Regions from separate parts of the Mus musculus genome. Here all the other regions are linked to region 3. A link is a contact called in ENCODE Hi-C or POLR2A ChIA-PET data. All regions are on one chromosome and are shown on one strand. Each heading gives the region's core, a stretch centred on a gene start or an enhancer-like site at or near the end of the contact. The rest is flanking DNA. Distances are from core to core; before and after follow the strand shown. Region 1 holds the start of Trim80 (tripartite motif-containing 80). Region 2 holds the start of Mrps7 (mitchondrial ribosomal protein S7). Region 3 holds the start of Jpt1 (Jupiter microtubule associated homolog 1).

The links. Hi-C counts contacts between places; a loop is a spot of excess contacts on that map. ChIA-PET counts read pairs that join two places held with the same protein, here RNA polymerase II (POLR2A).
Region 1: a map of T-helper 1 cell shows a loop between it and region 3 (2.0-fold over the local background). The contact joins the promoter of Trim80 here to the promoter of Jpt1 in region 3. A Hi-C loop is called at or near these places in 1 of 37 maps with a recorded cell type or tissue (T-helper 1 cell). POLR2A ChIA-PET finds 5 or more read pairs at or near these places in 3 of 5 experiments (Patski and embryonic stem cell).
Region 2: POLR2A ChIA-PET joins it to region 3 with 13 read pairs in Patski. The contact joins the promoter of Mrps7 here to the promoter of Jpt1 in region 3. POLR2A ChIA-PET finds 5 or more read pairs at or near these places in 3 of 5 experiments (Patski and embryonic stem cell).

Annotation. Positions count from the first base shown.
Region 1 is chr11:115,438,113-115,441,895 of GRCm38, reverse strand. Trim80 (tripartite motif-containing 80) reads right to left here and starts at 1,351. Exons shown (of 8, transcript NM_001033775.3): 1 at 1,290-1,351; 2 at 1,146-1,189; 3 at 151-815. The coding sequence starts at 1,342.
Region 2 is chr11:115,602,773-115,606,836 of GRCm38, reverse strand. Mrps7 (mitchondrial ribosomal protein S7) reads right to left here and starts at 2,697. Exons shown (of 5, transcript NM_025305.3): 1 at 2,594-2,697; 2 at 1,925-2,116; 3 at 1,751-1,814; 4 at 700-867; 5 at 1-19. The coding sequence starts at 2,676. Gga3 (golgi associated, gamma adaptin ear containing, ARF binding protein 3) reads left to right here and starts at 2,921. Exons shown (of 17, transcript NM_173048.3): 1 at 2,921-3,009. The coding sequence starts at 2,970.
Region 3 is chr11:115,512,069-115,516,040 of GRCm38, reverse strand. Jpt1 (Jupiter microtubule associated homolog 1) reads left to right here and starts at 1,648. Exons shown (of 5, transcript NM_008258.2): 1 at 1,648-1,821. The coding sequence starts at 1,766.

The DNA.
Region 1 (3,783 bases), core at 102-2,601, 74 kb after region 3:
AGCATCTTTTCAGACAGGTTCTCCTCTCAAACTCCTGCCTTTCCATATTAGGTGCCAGAAAAACCTGGCTTCAGCTGTGTTCATCCCCACCCCCCGAAATGTGACAGATTCTCAGAGCCTGGAGCACGCCCTTTCCTCAGCCCACCTCACCTCTTTGCGGGCCCGTTCATCCTCCAGGGGGGTGGTGTCATGGTTCTTGTGCTCCTCCAATAGGCAGGCTCCGCACACGCAGCTGCCCTCCGTGCGGCAATACAGCTGCCGGAGCTTGCGATGCTTGCGGCACAAGCGGTTCGTGAGGTCCCACACTGGGTCCAACAGCTGGTGGTCCTGGAACAGCTGGTCCTCAAAGTGGCTGCGCAGATGTTTCTCACACAAGGAAGCCACACACTGCAGGCATGACTTGGCTGCCCTCAGCTTCTGCGGAGAGCAAAAGTCACAGGGCACATCTGTGGGGCCAGCCAGGCCCCACAAGGACCCTGAGGTCTGGCTCTTGGCCTGGGTGAAGCAAGCCACCATCTCCCCGAGGATGACGTTCTTGCAGAGGCGGGGCCTGCTGGAGAAGGCCTCTCTGCACTGGGGGCAATAGTAAGTCTCTCCAATGGCAGCCTGGTGGTCCCAGAAATTCTGAAGGCAAGTCATACAGAAGTTATGGCCGCAGGCGGTAGTGACTGGGTTGCAGAACACCTCCAGGCAAATGGGACAGAGGACTTGGTCTTCCAACATGTGCTGACTGCTGTTGCTGCCCATCAGGAGATGGAGCGGGGTTCTGGAGGGCTGGGAAGAGAGCTGTGAGGGGGGTTTGTCCTGGGCTGATCCTGAGAAGACAGAGAAAAATCCGGGCATGGCAGGGGGCCAGGGCATGGCCCTTTACCCCAGGGACATGGTCTTGCACATCAGGGGCATGTTCTTTATGTCATAGGCATACTCCTTTTTACATCTTTCTTTTGGAAGCAGATGTCTGACCATAGGGAACCAGGACTGCATAGGCAGCCAACCCCCATGTGGGTGGGCACTGAGCATCTTACTTCCTGGTCTCAGCCCCAGTTGTGGGGGAGGTGGTGAAAGGCAGAAGGAAGGACAAGATGCTCTGGGGGAGAGGCCACTCCCTTGGCACTTAGGAGGGAAGGTCAGGAGCTTGAACTCACTTGAGATCTTCTGCATGTCCATGAGAGCCAGATATTTTGTTGCCCTGTGCCAAGAAGGAAAAGACCCACAGAGACTCAGGTACCAGGACCTACGGCAGCCTCCCTCACCAGCTCTGAGGGCGTCCCGCATCCTCTTGTGCCTACCTGTGGACCGATGATTGCCGTCTTCTCTCCTTTCTCTGTGGCCGCTGTTTCATGGTCTCTCTGTCCAGATGCCCTTTCCTTGAGGATAAGGCAAGTTTTGCTGATGTCATAATTCAGGTGCGGCCAGTCCCTGCATCCTGCCTGTGATGTCATCAGGACACAGGTGTCCCATGGGGCAGACTACAGTGCTATGCAGTACCAACACACTCTACTCCTCCATGTATGGGTTCTCACCTCCAGCATCTATGTCTCTCGCGGCTGAGAAGCTGCTAGCACCTAGGGCCGCTTACAATTGATGTTCATATTTCTGACCAGAGAGGGAAAACGGCCAATGAGCAGCAGGAAGATCTGGGCTAACTAATGACCCAAGCATCATACATCATTCTGGTATTCTTCCTCCTCCTCCTCTCCTTTTCTTCAAAGATCTATTTATTTCTACTATGCATGTTTTGTCTGTCCATTAGAGTATGTGCACCACGTGCATGCAGTTCCTGAGGAGGCCAGAAGATGGCATCAGATCCCCTGGAGCTGGAGTTACAGATGGCTATGAGTCCCTGTGTGAGTGTTTGGACTGGAACCTAGGTCCTTTGCAAAAGCATCAAATGCTTTTTTTTGTTTGTTTGTTTTGTTTTGTTTTTGTTTTTGTTTTTGTTTTTGGTCGAGACAGGGTTTCTCTGTGTAGCCCTGGCTGTCCTGGAACTCACTCTGTAGACCGGGCTGGCCTCGAACTCAGAAATCCGCCTGCCTCTGCCTCCCAAGTGCTGAGCTTAGAGGCGTGCGGCACTACGGCCCAGCACACCAAATGCTCTTAATCCATCTCTCCAGTATTTCCCTTTCCTTCTCTTCCTCCTCCTCCTTCTCCATGCAGGTGATCAAAGCCAGGGCCTTACACACAGGAGGCAAACGCTGTACCGCTGAGTTACATCCCCAGGGTAGCCCAGAGCATAGTCTTTTGGGAGATTCTATCTGTTGCTGTTACTTTGTTTCTAACCCTTAGAAAGAGAAGTCAGGGATTGGGAAGCTGGTGAGTCACCATTGCTCTGATTTAGTGGCTTGTGGCTTACTTCCTGTCCTTCTGAACCCCACAGAAAAAAGCTTCTAAAAAGCTTCAGGCTGTCAGGTCAATCTGCTTCAAAAGACTAGCCTGACTCCTCCTCTTGATCTTGTTGTGGGGATCGGAGGAGGCATCTTCCACTGACTACAGTGTCTGCTGCAAGCTCTTTGTGGAAAGCTTGTGTGAGAGTAATGGAGTTCCTTTTCTCTTTTTCTTTTTTAAGATTTATTTATTTATTATATGTAAGTACACTGTAGCTGTCTTCAGACACACCCGAAGAGGGAGTCAGATCTCGTTACAGATGGTTGTGAGCCACCATGTGGTTGCTGGGATTTGAACTCAGGAACTTCAGAAGAGCAGTCAGGTGCTCTTACCTGCTGAGCCATCTCACCAGTCCCTGGAGTTCCTTTTCTTTGAGGTTCTGAGCATCAAACCCAGGGTACTAAAACCCAGCTTTTCACCCTCTGGATATTGAAAAGTTTCTGGACTCCCACCTGTCAAAAATTAATCTAAAATCAAATGCGGAGTGTGTCCAGGGTGTGTAGCATCAGCAATAGCGACCTCACCGCTGTCCGAACATACCATGTGCAGTTTGCCTGCTGCACAGAGCCACACCACATAAACACAAACGAGGCCTCCTGCCTCTGCTCCGGCTGGAGACTGGTATATGTTGGGAACTGCTGCAGTGTTTAGACTGTACATATGACGTTGTTCTGCTCTTATGGAAACATAATGGTTTAATTACAAAAATACAAAGTTTTAACTACTGCATTCGTCATTGTGTATCAAATCAGGATTCCGCTAGAGCCTGATGTTGAGGTTTGAAACTGTGATCTTGTGTGCCCTGGGCAAGCCCTGGTCAGCTGAGCTTTCTCCTCAGTGGGTTACTTAAGCTGCCTAGACTGGCCTTGAGCTTGTTGCTTATCTAAAGATGACCTTAATCCATGATCCTTCTGCCTTAGCCTCCCAAATACATGGGATTAAAAGTATGCCCGGCTCCCCCATCCCCTACCCCATAGTTTGTCTCCCTGTGCTCTCTGGTCGGATCGTCCTGCCTTAGTTTGGCCTGGACAGACTTGTCAGCTTTAAGGCCTTTTGTTTTCCAAGGGGATTAAAAAATTAAACTGCATCGATTTTCATGTGTATAAACATTTTGCCTGCATGTGTATATGTATGTTTGTATATGTACTGTGTGTATGTATGTATGTGGTGTGGGTGTGTGTGTGTGTGTGTGTGTGTGTGTTACCTAGAGGGAGCAAAAGCCATCAGATCCCCTGGAACTGGAGTTAAAGCTAGTGTAAGCTGCCTTGGGGCTGGGAATCGAACCTGAGTCCTCTGGAAGAGCAGTCAGTGCTCTTAACTGCTGAGCCATCTCTCTAACCCCAGCTTTAGGTTTTTGTTTGTTCCTTTTGCCATTTCAAACTCTGCAAGAGGAGGCTG
Region 2 (4,064 bases), core at 1,448-3,947, 90 kb before region 3:
CAGCGAGAGGCACGGGGACCTGGACAGAGGCAAGCTGAAGTTGATTTGCGCCTGACAGAGTTACCATGTACTGTCTCTGTGCTATTTCTAGGATGGGCCCTGAGCACAGAGCTGACTTTCTTGTATCTCAGAAACCTGTGTCTAAGGAACATTCACGTAATAAACACTGAGCACTTTCCTTCAGCAGCAGAAGCTTTGTCGAGTTGACATAAGCAGCAACTGGGAAAATCCTGCTGCCTGAGCCAAGCCAGCTACTTCAGATCAAAGGTGCCTAAGAATGCAGTACAGGAACCGCTTGCCTGGCACCCACTTCAGGCCACACACCAAAGACACCGGGAAAAAAATCCCCTGGTCTTAGCTGCTGATATTAAAGGGGAAAATGACCTAATAGAGTAATATTAAGTAGTTAACCGCTGAGATAGGGACCACTACTTCAGTTCAGTGATGATGCATGGTCATGGGTCCAGGACTAGCCCAGACAATGGCAGGTAAGCACAGTCCTTTACCAAGAGTTCAAAGCTTAGGCTACACAGGACACTGGACATTTTGTCCTCTACCTATGGCATTTACACGGTGGGCCTCAGACAAGCAGATTCTGACAGTCCCCAATTTCTAGGGTTATTATACTTGGCCTAACTCTGGGCACTCCCGTCACACACTCCCACCCCGACCCGTCTCACACACAGGCTCCCCACTCACCTGGTAGAAATGGCCCCCTTTGAGGATCGGCACCAACCCAATCACAGGCTCACAGTTTTTGAGTGCCTCGTGGAAGATCCTGTAGGGGTTCCGTTCAATGGTGGCCTGTTCCTCCGCAGAGGCAGCACGGTACTTTTCAAACTGCTTCCTTTTCACAGCTTCCAGAGTCTGCAAGAGACGGAAGAGGCTGCTCGGGCCCTAAGTTTAACCAGCTCACCTGGGAGTGCTGCACACTCATGACTGCACGGGGCGCTGGAGGCAGGAGAGTCAGGAGGTGAAGGTTATCCTCAGGTGCACAGCAAGCTCAGGCTAGACTGTGTTCCACGAGACCCTCTTTCAGGAAAGCCAGAGTTTAAGTGCCTCCTGCTCTGCTAGACCATGACCCCAAGAACAGGCCGAGATTATTTGTTCTTGTTTTGAGACAGGGTTTTCCTGTGTAGTCCTGGCTGTCCTGGAATTCACTGTGCAGATCACGTTGGCCTCAAACTCACAGAGATCCACCTGCCTCTGCTTCCCAAATGCTGGGATTAAAAGTGTGAACTACCACCACCCAGGCAAGAACTTTTTTTTTTAATGTTGACAGAATGGGAAACTTCTGGGGACTCTGTGTAGCTCTGGCCGGGGTGAAACTAGCTTTTGACCATCCTGGCCTCAAACTTTTCCCAACTCTGCCTCTTTTATTGTTAGGTTGTCCCCCCACCCCACCCCAAGACTGGATCTTAATATACAGCTCTGGCTGTCTGGAACTCAGAGATCTGCCTACCTCTGGCTCTGTTTTGATTGTTTTTAAGACAGGATCTCACTAAGTAGCTCTGTTCCAGAACTCACTCTGTAGCTCAAGCAGGCCTGACTTATCTCTGCTTCTCGAGTGCTGGATTCAAATGCCTTCTCCAGCGATGGGATTTGAGGTGGGCACCACCAATCTCAGATCTTGGAAATTTTAATGGCAGGAATAGAAACCTGTTTTCTAGTTTTGAAGCCATGGTGTAAAACGCAGACACCAAGCCTGAGGGAAAAGAAAGACAAGCTGAAGAGGAAGAAGCGGCCTTACCTGAGCCATGAGAGACCGGGCCAGAACTTTGTTGCCTCCCTTCATCATCATGTTGGTGAATTTGCTTCAAGGAGAAAAACATGGTTAGCTTTCCCGGGCTGTACTCCGGATCCCTCAGCAGAAAACTGCCCCAGGTGAGTTCCAGCCCACAGCAGAGGAGCATTTGCGCCAAACCTGATGACCGGGTCTGCGAACACCGAGCTGGTTTCAGTCGCGGCCGCAGCTTTGATAAACTGGGTTTTCTTGAGCTCCTGGTCATACTTCTCCTCTTCGGTGAGTTCCGCCACCGGCTTGCGGTAATATTCCTTGTCAATCAAGGGCTCCCGGAATTCGGGGGCATAGCGGCTCCCCCTCACCTGTGTGAGCCTGGGAGTGGGGCGAGGAGGAAGCAGACAGAACCCTACGGGTGAATCTGTGACTCCACAAAAGTGAACAAGCTTGACTTAACAGTAAGCCGCAAGTGCCATCACGCTGACGAGGGACGGTGGCGCTGGGACCGCCTGCTAACCTGACAGCAGTTCTGACCCTTGTCCCAAGAGGTAGGCAGCCCCCACCCCGAAACTGGCCACTGTTCCGTCGCAAGCCAGTTCTCCGATCTCTAGCAGGGCCGCACTCTCGGCTCCGGGTAGAACCGATCTAGGTCATCCCGGCCTGTCAGGCATAGGACAGGGTACTAAGCCCCCAAACCGGCCCGTTTAATGGCTGGAGTCAGCCATCTCGGCGCCCCGAGTTAGTGCCCTCCCGCGCCAGAACTCAGCGCAGCTCGCCTGCGGCTTCTTTCCTTTCCCCAGGTCCTCCCGTGAAGGTCCGAGCGGCGGTCCCGGCTACGCGCTGCCTTCTCACCCTGGAAGGTTCCAGACGGCGCACCTCACTCCCAGGGCCAGCCCGGACCAGCGAAGCGGAGCGCGCAGCGCGGGGGCAGCCATCTTGGCCGCTGTCAGGACCTCGGAGGGCTGCCCACAGCGCGCCTGCGTGAGTGAGCGACAGGACACGGATGAGAGCCTGCGCACTTTCCTCGGGCGTGGGTTTCCCTTCAGAGGTTCCCTCTGAGGAAGAAGCGAAGACACATCCTCGCCCTCGCGGCCTCCGACGCGGTCCGGCGCGCCCGTGGACCGCAGCCCTCGGCGCGCTCAGGCCCCCATGCGGGCCCCGCCCCCGCCCTGCTCGCGCAGAACCTCGCGAGGCTTGAGGGCGCAGGGCCGGACCGGGCGGCTGCAATATGGCGGAGGCGGAAGGGGAGAGCCTGGAGTCCTGGCTGAGTGAGTATCCGGGGCCGCCTCTACCTGACCTCCAACCACGGGCCTGCCTCCTCCCTCCCTGCGCCATCCCCTCCGCCGCGGCGGCCCGCGGCAGTCCACACCCGGCGTCGCCTCGCGGCGAGCATCCGGCGCTCACACCCCTTGCGAGCAGCGGCCCTTCCCCGCCGCGCGTCCTCAGGCTCCCGCGGGTGACACCTGCAGCGCGAGATCCTGCAGGCCCGGAAAGCGACACCCGGGCGCCTTGGGCTGACAGGCGGGCGTCGTGGGGAGGTTGAGGTGGGGCTGCACCCAGCCTGTGCTCTGGGACCGGGCATTGGACAGGTCCCTCGGGGAGGGTTGAGCGGTGCCACGCCGCACACACAACACAGCTGGCAGCTTCCAGAGTGGGACCATCCTCAGTGAGGATGCTGGAAGTGAGAATTCATTTCCAAAGCGCGACTACAGGGAACAATATACCACGAAGCGTGCTAAATATGTACTGAAGGAACACACATGCGCGCACACACACACACATATATGCACGCACTCATTTTAACGAGATAACCCGCTCTTGAGTAACTCAAAAAACAATGACTGCTGCTATATCGACGTGTTGCTATCTTTACTAATTTGTACATTGCTCCAAAGGAATAAGGTTTAACGTTAGCGGACAGTTCATCCAGGTTATTTAGTAAGGGTTAATAAGGCTGGTTAATCACGCCTTATCAAGGGTCAATAAATTAACTTTACTAAGGGCTAGCCCCGGGAGAGCCTCTGAAATGGAGACGAATCAGGTAAGACGTCTTTGTAGAGCCCTGAGCTGGAAATCCTTTACGGAATACAGTTGTCTCTTTGATGTCTTGAGTGTTGTTCCTAGAGGCATGGCCTTCCTTAAGAACTACTGTTCAGGAGATTGAAATTAGCTTTAAGGGAAGCTACATCCCAAAAGAAAAGTAAGATCACAGTTGCAGTGTCTGATGTTTGCGGGCAGGGCATAGAGCCATCTCCCTATATGTGACAGTTCTCTGGGGAGTGTACAGTGCTGGATTACAGGCATTGGCTAAAATCATTTACCC
Region 3 (3,972 bases), core at 399-2,898:
TACACGTTGGTCAGGTTAAAGAGCGGATTTACGGTTTTTGTTAGCCATCTACCCTGCATAGTGGCACTGCCCTATATTGCCAGGAGTAGGGAGGAGTGCTGGTGTAACCAAACATTGGGACGGTACTAAAGCATCGGCAGCGGGATGTGGGGTGATGGTGTAGCACAGGCTAATCCAGTTAGCGCAGGCTAATCCAGGAATTCTTTTCATTTGTTTCTGTTTTTTTTTTTTTTCCTAGACGGGGGGGTAGGGGTGAGGGTGGGTGGGGTGGGTGGGTGGGGGGGTGGGGGTGGGGTGGGGGGGGAGTTCTCTGTGTAACATCTTTGGCTGTCCTAGACTCTTCTGCCTCCTTAGTGCTGGGTTCAAAGGTGTAGACCACTGTGTGCCCCCCGCCCTTTTTGAGGCTAAGAAATCTTGCTTCTGCCTCCAGGGTGCTGGGATTAGGGGTGTGCAGCACCCCCACCTCGGACCTTAAAAAAAAAAAATTCCCTCTCCAACACGGTTTCTCTGTGTAACTCTGGCTAGCCTAGAACTCGGAGATCCACCTGCCTCTGACTCCTGAGTTGGTGCTGGGACTAAAGGATTAAAGGCATGTGCTACATCGCCTGGCAAAAGATTTACGTTGTGTACATGTGTGTGCCTGCATGTAACTGCCCAGGTCAGGGAACTGGAGCTACAGTTTGGAGCTGCCCTGTGAGTGCTGGCAACTGAACCTAGGTCCTCTGCAGTACTAGCATATGGCCTTAACACGACATCCCTTCTCTCTTTCCTGCTTTCCTTCTCTGCCTCCCCCTCATTTCTTTTTGACAGGGTCTCACTGTTTAGACCAGACTGGCTTGAAACTCAAAGTGATCCTCCTGCCTCAGTCTCCCAAGTTAAGGCATTGCAGGGAAGTGCCGACACATCCTGCTGAGGTAGCTTTCTATTTAGGTAGCTAGGTAGTGTGTATGTGTGTGTGTGTGTGTGTCTCAGTGCGTGGGTGCGTGGAGGTCAGAGGTTCAAGAGTTGGGTATCCGAAATAATCAAACTCAGAGCTGAAATCAACCAAGTAGAAACAAAAAGAACTATACAAAGAATCAACAAAACCAGGAACTGGTTCTTTGAGAAAATCAACAAGATAGATAAACCCCTGGCCAGACTAACTATAAGGGACAGAGACAGTATCCAAATTAATAAAATCAGAAATGAAGACATAATAACGAAGTATATCTTAAAATAATTATTCTGCTTGTTGAGTATTAACAGTTGAAAATATTAAAATCATGTTCTACAAAAAAAAAAAGAGAGTTGGGTCTCTTACACGTTGTGGGTCCTGGAGATTGAACACGGGTTGTCATGCTGGGTGGCAAGGGCTTTTCCTTATGAGCCACCTCGACAGCCCCTCAAGTAACTTTTTAAAGTGACCGTGAACACTTGAGCACCACCAGATTGTCGAGGGCGTGGAGGAGGGGAGACCACAGCGGCCTTTCTCTGTACAGGAAGGGGGCGGGGCTTAGGCCGAGCCGTCTCCCGCGCAGCCCGTCCTGACGCCGATCTATGATTAGCACTGTAGCTAACCAATAGAAATGAAGAGATCTTTTTAAATTGCCCAATGGCGGCATGTGGAGGGTGGGCCCTATTGGCTCTATAAAATGGGAGTCCGGCGAGCCCCGCGGCGGTAGAAGCTCGTGGAGCCCTGGTGGTTTAGCTTTTGGAGTCGTCTGCGCCTGTTGGTCCCAGTCCCCCTTGGCGTTTTCAGGGCCAGCCTACCTCGCCCCTTGGCGCCATGACCACTACCACTACCTTTAAGGGTGTGGACCCTAACAGCAGGAACAGCTCCCGGTAAGGCGACAGGGTAGGGCTCGAGCCCTCCAGGGCTTGTGGGGACCGCGGGGCGTTGGTGGTAACGGGCCGGGAGCACCGCGCTCGCGCCCGGGGGAGGGTGGCAGAGTAAGGAGTGGGCGCCGCTTTGTGCGGCAGGACTGCCTCGGCTTGTGGCCCCGCCCCAGTCGTCCCTTCTATTCATTTCTCCCCGGTAACGACAGCTGAGGGGGACTGTGGGTGGCGGCCCTTTGCCGTACGGCAGGTTGGAGTCGGTGAGAGTGTGCGGGAGGATCTTCTTTCAGCCACCCGCGGCGACACTGGTCGGGTCCAGGATGGTGGGCTTGGTCTCCCAGGAGCCCAAGGAGCCTGCAGGGCCCTGGGCCCATTGTCCCACATGAGGGCCATGCGCTCCCGCTTCTGGCTCGGGCGTGTGCTGGCCCCGGCCTTGGGCGCTGCGAGCAAATCTGAGCACTGATCCGGCTGGTCTGCAGGCTCTTTTCCTCGTGGTGGCCCGCCGGGGTGTCCGTGTCTGCGCAGCAGGTGCACCTCTGGTAGGGCGGGGCTGGTCATCCCCTCCCTCCACTTCCAGCCCTGGACAGGAGCTCTCTTATCAAAGTGCCTCCCTGCGCCTAACAAAGGAGAGATCGGGTCTCCTCCCCCTCCCCACGCCCACCTCCGAATGCGCGGGGCCGTGAGCCTGCTCAAATGGGTTTTCTGCGCTCAGGTCCTCGGACCTCTGCCCTTCCATGTCGCCTTCTTTACTTCTCCCATTGACTTTGGCCGAATGAGTTCACCCCAGAGCAGGCTTCTCTTGGAGGAGGAGGTTGTCTGTGCTTGGGCGGGGCTAGGGAGCCATCCATTGTCTCTCCAGTAGTATGTAGTATCCCTTCCTGGAAGCTGGGATCTTGCTTGTCCCCAGTACACTGCATTTTGGGAGGAGCTCTGTGACTGGACTGGGACCCGTTTCCTACCCCTCACTTAACTTGGTGAAGATATTTTGTTCAGCGGAGGGAGTCCATCTACATCGTCTCAGCTAGTGGCACACAGTCCCTTAAGTTGGCTTTCAGGCATCTCTTTGATCTTCCCAAAGGCTTGGTTCCATGTTCTCTGGCCATGTATTTTCCATTGATGATGACCCACAGTTGAGTGTGACCAAGCCTTGGGGTCCCGACCAAGTGGCACAAAAGGGAGCCATTTTGTGGGGCTAAGAAGGCAGCGTGGAACAGCAGTGTCTCTCACAGGGGCTTGACAACTTGCTGACAAAAAGCAGCCTCCTTGAGTAGTCTTATGAGGAAGCTGGGGCAGCTACAGACTGCTTTCAGTTTCAGGAAGTAGTAAAAGAATTGGTGTGATGGAAGGGAACTGAAGGGGTCAGCGCTTACAGGGCGGGGCAGAACTGGAGATTAGACCTAGGAGACTGGGTCACTCCCTCTTGTTGTCATCCTTCAAATGAGGTAATTTGTTACAAAGGACACAGGGACAGATTGAGCCCTGGGTTTTTGTTTTGTGTGATGAGGCCAACTTTTCCTGGTCTGACACTGGTTCCTGGCAAGACAATGTGTAATCTGGGTTTTATTTTTTGGGACTCAAAGCTCAGCTCCAGGCTTTGTAGAGCATTTCAGAGCCCAGGGCCTTTCATGCGTGCTTGACATGAGACAAATACAACGTGTTTGCAGCCTCCTTTGCCACTGCTTGCCCTCCAGTGTTGGTGCTAAGGTTCTCCCCGACTCCTGAAATCTGACCAATTCTCTTCACCCCCTTTCTTCAGTAATATGCTTGCTCTGCAGCCTCAGTGGTGAATGCTGTGCTGGGGTGATGGGAGTCGGGATGGAAGAAAGGAGTTAATTTTTAAATTGCTGTCTGTGCTATGACATTTTTGGGTCTTAACTCAGCAACCTTGAAGCAGTTACTATCTATGTGGTTCAAAAAGAAAGAGTCCAAAGCACAGCTGAAGTACTTTGTCTTGCAAGCAAATCCTTTGTTTGGGAACCGCTCTCTGTTTCAGATGGTCTCTATAACGCTGACGTCATTGGGGAGGTAGTACCTGCTATCATAGTACCAGTAAAAGTTGGACTAGGCAGGTTTGGCAGATTTGTAAGCTAGCTGGGTGCTAGTGCTCCCCACCCTTGTTTTTTCTTGGCCAAGTCCACTAGGGTTCTGAAGAATTCC